2 separate regions of the Mus musculus genome follow, and region 1 is linked to region 2. The links are chromatin loops, found by intact Hi-C in ENCODE. Cell type or tissue: left cerebral cortex. All regions are shown on one strand.

Region 1 (8,000 bases), 160 kb after region 2:
GAAAACCTCAAAAACTGCAACAGTTTTAATTCCAATCTGACCTCCATTTTTTTTCCCTCAGTCTGAGTCAGTCACTCATTTCCACTCCCTGAAAGTTGCCTGTAAGGAAGGGTATCAGAAAGGAAGAGTCAGATAACTGTCCAATTAGATAGTCCAACTGCTGGTGTCTGAGGGCTTTGGTTACTTAAAAGGAAAAGAAAACGGGTCTTGAGAGATGGCTCTGCCCTTCAGAGCACTTACTGCTATGGATTGTGTGCCGCACCCATATCAAATGGTTAGCAACCACCTGTAACTCCCGTTCTAGGAGGTCCAATGCCCTCTGGCCTTCACGAGCTCCTGCACTCAGGTGGTACATACACTTATGCAGGTACAAGTAAATAATAAATCAATCCTTTAAAAAGAGAAAAGAGAAACAACACTAAGGGATCCTGACAACAAATACAAACCTGAAAATAACATATATTTCTTCAATAAATTTTACCGAATAGTGCTTAATCTCTAGCCAAACATGTGTGATGATGGTTGGATCCTTCTGATCTTCCAGGACATGCACACTGGAATAGGAAGGACAATTACAAAAATAGAGCATACTTAATAATATACAGAAAAAGATTATAAAATTGCCCATGGTAGAAAGGGAAGTAGAAAGACATAGGGAGACCAAATCCAGTTTGCTCACCTCACAGTAAGACTCCAATATTGAGTTGAAACCAACTGCAACCATACAGATGCGGCAGTCAATGCCTGTAATTGCAGCACTTGGGTAGCCGAGACATGAAAACCACAATTTTAATACCTGCCTGCACTACATGGTGAGTTCAAAGCCAGTCTTGAGCTATATAACCACACACTGTAAAAGAAAAAAAAGTCAAGAAATAAAGAAAAGAACAATTGTTGAAATAGTTTAGACATTCAAAAATATAGAGAGTCAAATGGGTCATATCTTACTACCAATCATACTTTCTACAAATGTTCCTTCTCATTTTTAAAAATGTGTACTTGAACACAATGGAGTTTCATGCCACTAAATCGATTCATAAAGACATTAATAAAACTGTAGAAAATATATAACAAGTTGTTGCTATTTTATCCAAATACAAAGCGCAAAAGTTTGCTTAGTTGTGTTCATATTCAAAGAACATGCAAATATAAATTATAATATATTCCATTTCATAAACTGCTAGCAAAGAAAATCGCAAGCTATCAACTAACTAGGTGTACTATATACAAGTCTTCTATGTAATTGTGAAGAATAAGGATGTGATTTTCTTGTCTAGGATATTAAAGATTTCATAATGGAAGTTTTCATGTATTTTCCAGTTTCCTTAAAACAAATGGGGGTACTTGAAATGTTTCAGTTTTCATAAATAGAAGGAATAACTTACTTAAGACATGTGCCTGCAAAGTGATTGTCATAACAATTGGCCATAGAAAAGATATTAAAATGTCGGTCTGGTATAAATTCGAAATTTTTAAGGTGGGAAAGAAGGAAGTGCATTTAATTTGGAAATACACTGGGGGGTAAGAATTGACAATATGCTGTTTCTCCAAAAGAGCTTGATTTTGGAAGATATGATGAAACACCATGAACAAAGTTACCGTGGGCAGGGAAGGATTTATTCATTTTACAGTTGTACTCCATCGTATTCAGGGAAGTCAGGGCAGGGACTGAAGTAGAGAAAACAGAGGAGTGCTGCTTGCTGCCTTATTGCCCATTGCTTGCCCAGCCTGCTTTGTATACAACTAAAGACCATCTGCTCAGCAGTGGACCACCCACAATGGCCTGGGCCCTCACACATCAATCATCAATCAAGAAAACACTCCAAAGACTTGCCTTAAAGGCCAGTCTTACAGAGGCATTTTGTCAGTTGAGGTTCCTTCTTCCAGACACCCTGGCTTGTGTCAAGTTGTCAAAAAAAACAAAAACGAAAACGAAAACAAAAAACAAAACGAAAACAAAAACAAACCCTAATCAGCACAGACATTATGTGTAGGTTGTGAAACAACTCTCATTCAAAAAAGAAAAATAAAAGAGCTGTCTGTATTTGAAAATAAAATAACTTCAGAGCACTCACACACACACACACAGACACACACACACACACACACACACACACACACACACACGCGCGCGCGCGCGCGCGCGGCGCGCGAACACACAAAGTTACCAGAAAAAGCATCAGAGTGAAACAGGACTCTAATTTCTTTACAGTAATCTCTCTAAATCTGTTTTCTTGGGTTGTTTTGGTTTGGTTTGGTTTGGTTTTTTTGCTTTCCACAATTTCAGTTGCCTGTTGTCAACCATGATTCAAATTTATTAAATAAAAAATTCCAAGCCGGGCAGTGGTGGCGCATGCCTTCAATCCCAGCACTTGTGAGGCAGAGGCAGGTGGATTTCTGAGTTCGTGGCCAGCCTGGTCTACAAAGTGAGTTCCAGGACAGCCAGAGCTACACAGAGAAACCCTGTCTCGGAAAAAAAAAAAATCCAGAAATTAACGATTCATGAATCATAAATCGAAAGCTGATCTCAGTAGTATATTAAATTCTTGTGTCCTTCCATATTGAGTCATCCCTTCGTCCAGTGCACTCAGCTATACACGGATTTCACCCAAGAGTCAGTAACTATTTTAGTTGTCATATGAGCTGCTGCAGTGCGTGGGGGCAAATAACTGTTATTTTACCAACAAATGGTCCCAAGGCACAAGATAAGTAATTCTGGACATTTGGATACAGCAAAGTAAAATAACTTACTTTGGGAAAGACGATAGAAACAAGATACTCTCATATTTTGCATAGACAAGTTTTAAGTCAAAACTGTAGGAATTAAACGGCGCTTTTTCTTTTCTTTTTAATTGTTATATACTAGGTACAAACTACTCATTTATTAGTTTCTACTTGCTTTGAAAAGGTAATCGTTGGTTTTGAACACTGGTCAGCTGGCTTACGAGTGGGGAAAAGACGCTACGGGCGGGACAAGGAAGAGCTAGGGAGCAGGGCGAGGGGGGGCTGCGAGGGCGGGGGAGCAGGGCGCGTGGCTCAGGGCACGTGGGGCGGGGGGCTGCGAGGGGGGAGCAGGGGGCGGGGCTCGGGGTGCGTGGGGCGGGGCTTGGGAGCCGTCAGCGTGGGTTCCGCAAGAGCATCAAAGTTCAAGATGGCTGACCAGGAGTCGGATGCGTTTGACCAGATTGTCGAGGAGGAGTCGTCCTCGGATGAGGTAAACTGCCCTACCTAAACTGAAGGGTTCGCTAAGCCCCGAAATGTTAAATCTGTGAGAGGTACTCCTGGAGAATTTTAAGTAAAACAGTCTTTGTTATAACTACGAGGCCCATTCAGTTGTGAGGACGTGAAAGGGCCTCATTTGGTAGGCCTAATTCTCTAATCTTCGTAAGCGGTCGGCGGAAAGATGCTACTATCAACGCTCTAGAGCTAGGTACCAACGAGATGGGATGTAATTTTGTGAAGTTACCCTGATAGGACTTGTCGCTAATTAATGGGCCTGGTTGTGTCTGATCCAGGTGTCCTGGCAACCTTTTCGAAGGCGGAAGAGAACAGGGCTGTTGAGAAACGTAGGAACGGGATTCTCGGACTCGTTTTAAACCAGAGACTGTTAACTTCGTAATTCTAAGGGTAGGGGAAGTAGAAGCCATGGCGTGAACCTCGTGAACCTCGGGGTACTCACGCCCAGGGGCATTTGTGGAATTCAGAGGTCATCAGACTTGTCATGCCGGAAGAGCGTTTAACCGCTCGAAACCTCTCTTAGCCGGTCCCTATTCTGAAAATATATATATATATATGGGAGTGGGCAATCTGGGAGACAAAAAAGAGTCCAGTTTCCACCCTAGAGGCTGGAGCCCCTCAGACCGTGAGGACGTAGGGAAGCCGGTGCTTTTGTAGGCTAGACCAAATCCCCACGTGTGAAGAACCGGATCTACTGCAGTGGCTTTCCCCCTTCGAGATGCTTTCATGCAGTTCCTCAGCTTGTGGTGAGCCCCCAACCATAAAAGTATTTTTGTTCCTACTTTATCATTGTAATTTTCTTGCTGTTATGAGTTGTAATGTAAACAGCGTATGCGACCCCAGTGCAAGGGTGGTTCGACCCCGAAGGAGTCGCAACCCGCAGGTCGAAAACCTCTGGTCTATTGGGTAGGGTTCCCAGATTTGAAAAAGATTTCCTAATGCCCACTTAAATTTGGATGTCAGCTAAGGAGCAACTAATTTTGCAGTATCAACATGGCCTGTGTGCCGAGGTGGTGATACACATTCGTTGTTAATGTGATATTCAAATGGAACGGGCTGTCGCGTTTGCCAGAACCATGTTCACCCAGCGGCCGAGTGGAGGAAGGGCCTCTGAGGGAATTCCAGGAAACTCCGAGGACCAGTGGGCATTAAGTGGGAGTGAGGATGGTCGGAGGGGAGCTGGCGCTGCATGGCGCAGAGTCGCTGAGCATCGCTAGGGCGACTTCCTCCGCACCTCTCCACCTCCGAACCTGCATGGGCCCCGGGTAGCCAAGTCCACACAGGTGGGGGCTGGCGGCTGGGAAGCAGCCCCGGCCGGGGAGCTGCGTGCTAGGACCGCCTTCCATCCCCCACAGGGGTGGAGCCAGACCGAGGTGGAAACCGCCTGCAGCTCTATCTCCGAGGTTGAGGAGCCGCAAGAGAAAATGGAGCCGGCCAAGATGGCGCCTATCAAGAACGCTCCGAGAGATGCCTTGGTAAGCGCGCGCGGGGAGCAGGGCCCGGCGCACTCCGTAGCATTGGGACCTGTGAGACAGGCCAGCCCGAGCGCTTGCCGGGGGAGCCCGAGCGCCTGGCGGGGATCGCGCGCCGTTTGCAGCCGGTAGACGTGGCTGGGAAAGGGCAGTGGAGTCCCCCTGTCCCTGGGGCTCCGTCCTTGCTCCTGGGGAGCCCCTCCAAAGGGCTGCCGCGGGGCTTTGTCTCGCTGGCCCGAGGCCACCCCCACCCACAAGTCCGCAGCCTCCTCGCTTCACGAGGATTCCCTGACTGCGACATGGGTTCTGATGCTAGTAGCTTCCCTCGCTGACAGATCCGAAAATGACAGCCAGCTGGACCCACCCCTACCTCTGCCTGGAAAGCCGGTAAAGGCCATTCTTGTGCCTTTGCTCCCACCCTTGCTAAAAGTTTTCAGCAAGAACATATGCCTGATTTTGTGTGATCACTGATAGGCAAACACTGGGAGAGGCACAAGGAGGAACGGTTTGCTGCATATAAAAATATGCCTTCCATCCAGCCTTGATTTCTTTCACTTAACATCGCGCATTCCGTCTGGCATTTTGTCTTTCTTTGAATCCACAGGTGATGGCACAGATCCTGAAGGATATGGGAATCACAGAGTATGAGCCAAGGGTTATAAATCAAATGTTGGAATTTGCTTTCCGTAAGTTAAATAAGTGAATACACCCAAAACCTGACCTCATGAATTAGAGAAGCTCGTTTGCTATAACACTTTAAACCAAAAGCAGTTGTTACTAATCTAGAGATGAGTAAAGCACTAAAAAGGAGCGCAAGTTAAGGGGTTGTAGTATTTAGATATGGCATGTCCGCATAAGTAAAGTATGCGAATAGGACAATTAGCGATTAAAACCAAAATTCATAAAGGTTCCAGAAATTAGCGGAACCTTTAAAAACCAGGGAGCATAAATAGTAAGGTGCTTTTAGGTTAGTCTTGGTTATGCATACTGTAATCTAGCCCTTGAGAAGGAGAGGCAAGAGGATCGGAAGTTCCAAGGGATCCCTTGGCGATATAGTGAGGCCGGTATGGGCTAGTTAAGATCCTGCCTTGAAATCTCTTCATTCGTTTAAGAAAAAATTATTTTGCTCTTAAAGGATATGTGACTACAATTCTGGACGATGCAAAGATTTATTCGAGTCATGCTAAGAAACCCACTGTTGATGCCGATGACGTGAGACTGGCCATCCAGTGTCGGGCTGACCAGTCCTTTACCTCTCCTCCCCCAAGAGATGTGAGCAAACGTTTATTTGCAGTTTTTCTTACTTACACTTTAAAAGGTATATTTCTAATGAGTATTTTTCTCTATTAGTTTTTACTAGATATTGCAAGGCAGAAGAATCAAACCCCTTTGCCGCTGATTAAGCCATATGCAGGACCCAGACTGCCACCTGATAGATACTGCTTAACAGCTCCAAACTATAGGCTGAAGTCCTTAGTTAAAAAGGTAAGGTTTTCTGGACAGGTGTAGTAACTAGTGCCTATAATTCCAACAGTAGGGGTGCTAAGGCAGGAGGATTAGGGGTTCAAAGCTGTCTTAGGCTACATGAATTGCTTATGTCAAAACGGAGGACAGGGGAGTTTTAGTTAGCTTATGGGGTTTTTTTCATTAATTTATTTACTCACTTTATATCGGGATCCAAGCCCCCCTCCTCCCAGTCCCCCCTCACACAGCTTCTACTCCCCACATCCTCCCTTCCCCTCTGAGAAGAGAGAATCCCCTGGGTACCCTCCTACCCTGGCACATCAAGTCACTACAGGAGTGACTACAAGTCTCCCACTGATGCCAGACAAGGTGGCACAGCTAGGGGAAGAGAATCCACAGGCAGGCAACAGATTCAGGGACAGTCCCCACTCCAATTGTTCGGAGACTCAAATGAAGCTGTGCTGTGCTGCACATCTGCTACACATGTGAGGGGAAGGGGTCTAGCCCATCCTAGCACTTTGGCGGTTCAGTCTCTGGGGGCCTCCACGGGTCCAGGTTAGTTGACTCTGTCTGTCATATGGAGTCCCTATCCCCTTTGGATCCCTCCATCTTAGGATTTTTTTTTTTTTTTGTGTGGTTTTTTGAGACAGGGTTTCTCTATAGCCCTGGATGTCCTGGAACTCACTTTGTAGACCAGGCTGGCCTCGAACGCAGAAATCTGCCTGGCTCTGCCTCCCGAGTGCTGGGATTAAAGGCGTGAGCCACCATGCCTGGCTCATCTTAGGTTTTTTTAAAGAGTGGAAGTAATAGGTAAACTTACAGAAAGCCAAATTCCTGTAGATGGCACAGTAAAGGTTAAAATAATTCTTGGAATTTTTTTTTCAGAGCTAGAAGAATTTTATTATTTCATCTAACCCAGTGGGAATTTTTTGCATTGGAGTCAGGGACAAAGCTAGGACTGACTCCCAGATCTGGTAGCTCACAAACTTTCCACTTTGCCATAGCTTTTTGTGTGTGACATCCAATAGTGAGGTGAATGGTATGTCATTCATATCTAGACTTTTTTTCAGACATATGACCTAAGGCTCTCTGAGCACTGAAAAGAGAACTCTCTTTATTGGGCCACCCTTGTTTTCTGAAACTCTGCTATAAGACAGTTTTATTTTAGGCAGAATTAAGACACTGAGTATTTCGGCCATCAGTGGAAAGAGAGGCCCATTGGTCTTGCAAACTTTATATGCCTCAGTATAGGGGAACGCCAGGACCAAGAAGTGGGAGTGGGTGGGTAGGGGAGTGAGGTGGGAGGGTTTGGGGGACTTTTGGGATAGCATGGGAAATGTAAATGAAGAAAATACCTAATTAAAAAAAAGACACTGACTATTTAAAATCCAATATTATAATACAAGTGAGCATTTATCTACCTTAAATATACAGAACTGAGCCGGGCAGCGGTGGCGCATGCCTTTAATCCCAGCACTTGGGAGGTGGAGGCAGGTGGATTTCTGAGTTCGAGGCCAGCCTGGTCTACAGACTGAGTTCCAGGACAGTCAGGGCTACACAGAGAAACCCTGTCTCGAAAAACATATATATATATATATATATATATATATATATATATATATATATATATATATACACACAGACACACACACACATATACGTGTGTGTGTGTGTGTGTGTGAATGATAGTGTTGTATGTACAGATATATGGACGGATGTAAAAACTCCCAATAATTGGTTTTAAAACAGAAGAGTTCAGTCACTCCTCAGTAACATGACAAAAAGAAAAACACAATAAAAGCAAATATTGTTGCATTGGATCATCCA
Region 2 (8,000 bases):
AAAAAATTCTTTTCAGGGGAGGAACAGAATAGTAGGTTGTTAAAATACCAGTAGGGTTGTCAAAAGTTGGCTTTGGTGGATCTGGTATGTTCTGATGGTATGAGAAGAAAAATCTGAAAAGATGAGAAGCTATGTAACACAGTCAGAGGGAAAAGATAGTGGGACACATCATGGCCCTTCACCAACTAATAGAATCAGGGGTTAGGCAGTCATGTTTCCAAAGTTGAGCCTTCAGGTAATGGGGCTGCTTCCAGGACACACAGGAGAAATTTCCTGTTAATAAGGAGAAGCCCTTTGAAGTGAGGAAGCACTATTCTATCCAAGTGTGGGAGTCTGAATGAATGATATCATAGGAATGTTTAAAGTGAGTGTAGATGCTAATTGTCCAATCTGTAGCTAGGTGTATGACACCCATTGGCCAATGAACTCTGCATGCTAAAAAATGAAGGGAACTTGCCTCATCCACCCATTGGGGAAGCAGCCAAAATCATAATGGTAGCACTCTAAGACTGTTGTCAAGCCAGATGGATATGGGGGTTCCTAGAAAACTACCATCAGTGAGCCTATCCAGAGGTCCAGGAATGGGAATTCCCACAAAAACATAAGGGCCTATCCATTACCTTGTAATAATTATCAAGCATTTGGACCACAAGAAAGATATTACCTGAATTTGTATAGAGAGAAGAGTGGTTAGGGTTGAGCGGATTCCAGGGCTGAAGAGAAACTGGACATTGGAGAAGGCAAGTGTGACAAGTCTGGGAACAAAAGGAGGAAGTTGAGGACAGTGCAGAAGGGCTGATCATGTTGCACATAGGTAGGGTCAAGCCACGGGTTGAAGGATAATAACTTTAAGGGGCCTGGGGATGAGCAGAATGGCAGGTTCTTGAACATTAAGGCATAAGGGGCCAGCTCTGAAATATAGAGAAATGGGCAACAGGTCAGAGTGAGTCTCCTATTCGTTGGACTAGATGGACTAAGACCTACTTACGAACACCAGAGCGGTAAAGGTCAGGAAGTGTCAGGAAGGGTTGGGAGCCCAAGGGCAGGAGTTCCTGAGGGCCTGATTCAGGGCTATAAAACCTTGCTGTGTGTCTGGACTGGAAACAGATGACAATGAGATCATCTTTGGATGCAGCATAAGAAGGTTGGGAGACACTAGGGAGGACACTGGAGACCTACAACTGTAAGTAGCCACTGTGGCATAAAACTGAAGGGGGGTCTCTCTGTCTTAGAACTACTTGGGTCTACTCTATTGGGAGAAGAATGTTGTGGGGAGAGGGGGATATTTGGAGGGAAGAAAAGGGAGAGTCAGAGGGAAAGACAGGAGAGAAGAAACAAGAGAACCTGATTGCAACTGAAAAACATTCCAGAAATGATAGGCTTTGTCTCCAAATCCCTGCTGAGAACCTGCCAGGTAAGTTGCTGGGAGAAGTTCTAATCAGGGTCAGTCCAAGTGAAAAGATTGCAGAAAGATATCAAGATTTTGTTGGAGTATAATGGTGAACAAGGGAACTTTAGTGTCTGTTATTGAAAATGGAGGTGATGTCTGGGGGATCTGAGAGGAAATAGTAGACAGTTGGGGGATTCATGGATGGACAGCAAGTAGGAGACTATCGTCCTGTCAAAAGTCTAGAAAAAGGTGGGAGAAACATTGGGCCTTCAAATACTAAAGATGGGCATGTTGTCAATGGCAACACAGTTTGTGGGCATGGGGATATTCACAAGGTGAGTAGAACAAGATTGACACAGGTAAAGCCAACAGGAGGCAGAAGACTTGTAAAGAGAGAACTTCCTACCATTTTTCTGGCTCTGAACCTAAAGTGATTGAAGTTCCTGAGAATTTGCCAAGTCACATATGCTATTAATACCACAGAGAGTTATTCAATTTATATTAGGACTGGAGCATTGGATAGGTCAGATTTTACTCCTGAGACCCCTGACCTGTGTCCCTGTCAGGATGTCCATCAACTGTGGGACACTTCCAGGGGAGGACAGAAAAGGAAACATCAGGCATCCCAGTAAGAACTCCTTGGACTCTCCATAGAGGAAGTATCCAAGGAACAGATTTCCTAGTCACCTTGGGAGAGAAGGAGCGAGAAAAGAATCACTGAACACTTCCAAGAAAAAAACAAGAAGCCTTCACAATGCCAGAGCTGCTACAGAAGGGAACGTGAGAGAAAATGGTGGAGGGAGCTGAGGAGGAGAGGGAGTAGAGGAGAAGAGAGGAAAAAAGGAGAGAGATGAGAGAACAAGTGGGAGAGGAGAGAAGAGATAGGTGAGAGTAAAAGAGAGAAGTGAGAGATAAAAAGAGTGATCCAGTCCAATGGTTCACCTAGTACATAGAGTGTTGGAGAAGGGATACATTCTGAAGAGGGTTTGGGGTATCATGAGCAGGTTCCCATACTTCTACAAAATGTATAATCATCTTCATGCTAACTGAGTGCAAGACTGAAAGAAAGGAGGAAGAAAGGAGAACAGGGAGGGAAAGCCAGTGACCTCCCAGAATAGAGTACAAGATGACCTACCACAATCAGCTGCTTCCTGGGTTGCAAGAAGACCCTAACACTCTGGACGCAGATCCACAGCAGTGGGGACAGATTAATTTTGAAATAAACCTTAGGAGGTCTCTCATCACAGAAGGTGTTAGAACAAATGTCTCTTACAGGCTATGGTTTTATCAGAGATGGGGAAGGGGCTGAGGTCAAGTTGAACAGGTGAAAATCATGGTTAAACAGAGATGCACAGGAATGATGTTAGTGGTGTGAACTGTGGGAACCTGGCTATGGGAAAATGAAACTGCTAGTGACAGGAAGGAGGGATTATTCAAACTGGAATTTATTGACAGGAGGAGACAGGGCTGGAATGAAGGCTGCCAATGACTCATGTTCTTGTTCTCTCCCACAAGCATGGGCAGTTGTCCTAATTTAGGTTTGTTCTTTGGGTGGAGGTTGGCCTTCCCTCACAAGGCAGAGAGGTACTTTCTTGCTTACAATGGCCCTGTACTTTGTTGATTGGAAATGTCCTGAGAGAAACATATAGCTGAGTAACTTTTAGAACTCATGTCTAAAATGTCCTGACTGACAACAGCAATAATAGGAAGGAGTCCTTTGGAGCAAAAATGAGCTGATTCCTTGAGAATAAGCAGGGTGGCCACTAGATAGAGCTCTAGGGCTTTCTAAGATAATCAGGAAATAGACAATTCTGGCATCCATGTACAGATCTTGCTTTGTCTTTGTTTAATCTTCAAGTATTCAATTTATCAGATGTACAATTTTATACCTTTGTAATAATATTATAGCATATACATAATATTCTTTGCAGACTTGTTTATAATGACAAAAATATATTTTAAAACATATCCTATACCTACTTGTTAGTGACTATATAATATATGGAGATAGTGGAGCACTAGAAAATGCTTTATTAGCCTTATTTATAATAGCGAGAAACTGGAAAGAACCCAGATGTCCCTCAACAGAAGAATGGATACAGAAAATGTGGTACATTTACACAATGGAGTACTACTCAGCTATTAAAAACAATGGATTTATGAAATTCTTGGACAAATGGATGTATCTGAAGGATATCATCCTTAGTGAGGTAACTCAACCACAAAAGAAGTCATTAGATATGCACTCACTGATAAGTGGGTATTAGCTCAGAAACATAGAAAACCCAAGATACAATTTGCAAAACACAAGAAAATCAAGAAGAGGGAAGACCAATGGGTGGATACTTCATTCCTCCTTAAAATAGGGAACAAAGTACCCATGAAAGGAGTTACAGAGACAAAGTTTGGAGCTAAGACAAAAGGATGGACTATCCAGGGACTACCCCACCCAGGGATGCATCCCATAATCAGCCACCAAACCCAGACACTATTGCATATGCCAGAAAGATTTTGCTGATGAGACCCTGTTATGGCTGTCTCATATGAGGCTATGCCAGTGCCTGGCAAATAGAGAAGTGGATGCTCACAGTCATGTATAAGATGGAACACAGGGCCCCCAATGGAGAAGCTAGAGAGAGCACTCAAGGAGCTGAAGGGATCTGCAACCCTATAGGTGGAATAACAACATGAACTAACTATATGAACTCCCCAGAGCTTGTATCTCTAGCTGCATATGTAGCAGAAGATGGCCTAGTCGGCCATCACTGGGAAGAGAGGCCCCTTGGTACTGCAAACTTTATATGCCCTGGTACAGGGGAATGCCAGGGCCAAGAAGCTGGAGTGGGTGGGTAGGGGAGCAGGGCGGAGGGAGGGTATAGGGAACTTTCAGGATAGCATTTGAAATGTATATACAGAAAATATATAATAAAAATATATTAATTTTTAAAAATGCTGTATTTTCTCATTTTTCTGCACCAACCCCTGTATCTTCAATATGTATACACAGAATATATATATATATATATATATATATATATATATATATATATATACTTCAAATATTTTTATTGAAGAAAATTAAGAAAAGCTTTTAAAGTAATTCATGATTTGTCAGTGTTCTTTGGATGCTTAGGTAAAAGGACTTGAGATTTTATGATTACTACTGAACTTTATTGCATTTATTATATCTCTTAGAAACTTATCCTCACAGAAGAGTGAGCCATAACCAACCCGATGAGAAGACTGTAAAGACTGGAGAATATTCAAAGAAGAAAATAAGAGATCACCAATTTGGTGAACACAAGACTGCCTCTACATTTAGTGACACAACTTTGCTTCTGAACAAAGCCATTGACACATCTGCTCCTCCTGGTACTCTCTGTCCTTACACTGTGAATACTGCTCCAGATACTAACACTGATAACAATACTTCAGACACTTACTCTCTGAATACTGTCTTAAACAGTTGCACTATTGACAGTGCTCCAAGAAACATGGCTGACAATAATCCAGACACTAATCCTACTAACAGAATCACTAGTTCTTCTGCTCATACCCCAAGCATTTCTACCTCAAATGTGGGCTTTTACACTGACATCAATAACAATATTATAGGCCCTTCCATAAGTAATTACAATCAAGTCACCTATGATGAAACTCACGAACCACCAGATGCTAAGAGTATTCCAAGCTGTACTTCTGAGAATGCTTGCAACACTTTCTTCTCAACTAATGATGGCCTCAGACCTTCTAATGTTGCCAGCATTTCTGAAAACGTTCATGGAGAGACAGAGGCTAACATGGGAGCTAGAGACAATAAGCAGATATTAGGTGAAAACCAAAAGAAGAGTCAGTCGTCAAATGCATCACTGAAAGGTAAACACAGGAACCCCATTCTGTTGTCAATGAGGGTACAAGCCAAATAATTTGGACTCACAGTGCATTTTAAATAAATTTTTATTATACATAATTATCTATTTATATGTGTATGTGAACAAGGGAGATCAGAGGGGAACTTAGGGGAGTTTGTTTTCTCCTTTCAAAGATGCAGGTCACTGGTTCAAACTCAGGTTATAGTGCTTTGTAGAAAGTACCTTTACTGTCCAGGTCACCTTGCCAGCCAATTCAAACTTTTAGAGTGCCATTCTCTGCTTCTGTTTCCCTTCACATCCACTTTTTCTAATTTATTTTTAATGTATTATTAATTGACATGTAATAAGCCTAAACTTATAAAATGCAATGAGACATTTTGATAAACATTTATATACGGGATATATAAATATAATTTGGAATTAGAAAATGAAGATAACTAACATCCATCATCTCACTTATCGATTAGGATTGGATTTTTCTTTTCTTTTTTATGTTGAAACATATGAAAATGTATGTCCACTGTATTGAAATATACCTTATAACGACTAAGTCATCCTGCTGTTCAATAACTCCAAACACCTATTCCTTCTACATGAATTTTATTTCCTTTGATCGGCAATTCCACCCTGCTCCGATTTCCTGATTATTATGTTTCTTACAACTTTACCTAATTCAACATACAAGTGAGATCATGACGTTTAATATATATGTTCACTGGGTTCTGATTCAAATCTTTAAATACAAATTTAATTGGGTCTTACTAGATTTCATAGTGATGACATATTTGCAGTCTGATCTAACTCTTTTCTCTTGACTTTCCCAAAATATTATTTTTGTTTGAGGTCTTTTTTCTTACTTTTAGAACACAATACAGAGTACAGAACACAGCCATGTTGTTTTGCCATTGGAAAACCTGTGGTATGTAACAAAAGTAAAGATTTCATGCTCTTCCATCTTTTCCATCTAAACCCTCCAAATTCATTTCTATTTTTAAAGCATTTACTGTGTTGATATTTTCATACTCTTCTGCAGCAATGCAATAAGATCCAGTGTGGCATCATTAAAGATAGGAGTGGTGGCTAATTAGTTAATCATAGTATTTAAGCACCTAATATGAGAATTGGAGCTAGTATGAAACAACTAAAGAAAAGTTTGCATTTAAAAGTAGAGATTATGACTTTTAAGTATACTGCTTGCATTTTCTTCATTTTAGGTTTCTAATATTCAAACCCAATCTGCTACTGTTTCATGGACTCAGAAGTGTAACAAAAAATGTGATATTAATTCTTCTATGACATATGAATTGGCACTGTCCAGCAATGGTAAAAATGGACCCTATAAAAACATTTATATGTAAGTGTTTTTAATTATCTTGCATTATTTAATTCAAGCATACAATATAAACATATAGTCACTGTGCCCCAACTTGCACCTAGGCTGAATTCCTCATTTTCTCCTAAATTCTTTTTGACAGGAGTGGGTATCTAGTAGTAACTTACCAAGCCAATCCACATAGCTTATTAAAATCATGGTATGTATTCAAATATCTACTCATCAGCTAGGCAGTGGTGGTAATCACCTTTAATGCTAGCACTCAGGAGATAGAGGCAGGGTGATCTCTGAGTTAAAGGCCAGCCTGGACTACAGAGGGAGGGCCAGGAAAGCCAGGGCTACAATACAGAGAAACACTGTCTTGAAAAACCTAGATAGATAGAAGGATGGATGAATGGATTGATACAATTTTATTTTGATAATTTTTCTTCTTATTCAGAGACTCGATATGAAAATGTAAATTTATGCAAAGTTTTATTTCTTTGATAATTAATACTTAAAGTTGTGCTATCTAATAATCTTAGCCAACAATCCTCTATGCTGTGTAGCAGAGATGGGGTTATGCAAAATTGGCTTGCATGGAAATCTTTCTCTGGTATGTCATGTATTTTATGAGCACCACTACCTTAAAAAGATAAACAAGTTAGCTTTCAGCATTGTGAGGAGGAGAGGGAAGAGGAGGAGCTACATCAGGAGGAGGAGACTGCCTATTTGCTTCCACCTCTGATTACCCTTTGCTCAAAAGCAAAGTAGCCTTTGATTAAAAGTATCACTATCTTCCATTTTAGAGATTTCTTTTTAGGATCTAGAGCTCTAGATGTCTTTGCTCAGGAAGACATAGCTGTAGGAATATAATCCCTCTGTTCGTGTGACAGACAGGATCTCACCCAGAAAGTTCTTCTTAAACTGAATAAATTAATTGTATGAGGCATGCTGTTCTTCTAAAGCATTTGGTATCTACACACTTTTGAATAAGCTACTTAAGACCAAACCTAAACTATTTTGGTTAAATATATACAGTAATAAAATGCAAACTGGATAGTTTGAATGAATATGGTATAAATATATACTGAATGAAGAGACAAGACAAACTCAGAACTACCTGGTGGCTGCTTTCCTGATGACTACTTTGTTCAGCTCCTTCAGCTTCCTCTTGGTGCAGGTGTGCAGATGAGTAGTAGAGTGGATTTGCAGATGTGTATCCCCACCCTCTGAACTTGAGCCTTAGAGACATAGAGCAGTTCTGTGGTGTGTCCACTAGATGGTGAGATAGTAAAAACCACATAGCTCCCAGATCATACCATCCCTCAAAAACTTGATATGCTCCTCAATGGAGGCTGCAGCCTACTAAGAACATTACTTTGACCTCATATAAAGTGGTTTAAAGTGATTGAAACTTTCAGAA

Evidence for each region. A loop is a pair of places that touch in the nucleus more often than their neighbours do. Peaks named below come from ENCODE experiments on the same cell type or tissue, not always from the same donor. Only the 100,000 strongest peaks of a DNase experiment are listed, where the experiment ranks them.
Region 1: it touches region 2 in a loop (3-fold over the local background); 4 of 42 quality-filtered maps call a loop at or near these places.

What each region holds. Positions count from the first base shown.
Region 1 is chrX:106,216,291-106,224,290 of GRCm38, reverse strand. It overlaps Taf9b (TATA-box binding protein associated factor 9B), which reads left to right and starts at 4,449. Exons shown (of 7, transcript NM_001001176.2): 1 at 4,449-4,712; 2 at 5,314-5,395; 3 at 5,845-5,981; 4 at 6,060-6,194. The coding sequence starts at 4,662. In left cerebral cortex, a CTCF peak has its summit at 4,320; DNase peaks (open chromatin) are centred at 4,612 and 4,981; H3K4me3 peaks cover 1,507 bases; H3K27ac peaks cover 1,266 bases.
Region 2 is chrX:106,380,657-106,388,656 of GRCm38, reverse strand. It overlaps the pseudogene Gm6325. Among named protein-coding and RNA genes, the nearest start is that of Mir6382, 75 kb to the right of the region's middle. In left cerebral cortex, CTCF peaks have their summits at 3,148 (motif pointing right) and 7,848 (motif pointing right); DNase peaks (open chromatin) are centred at 3,144 and 7,849.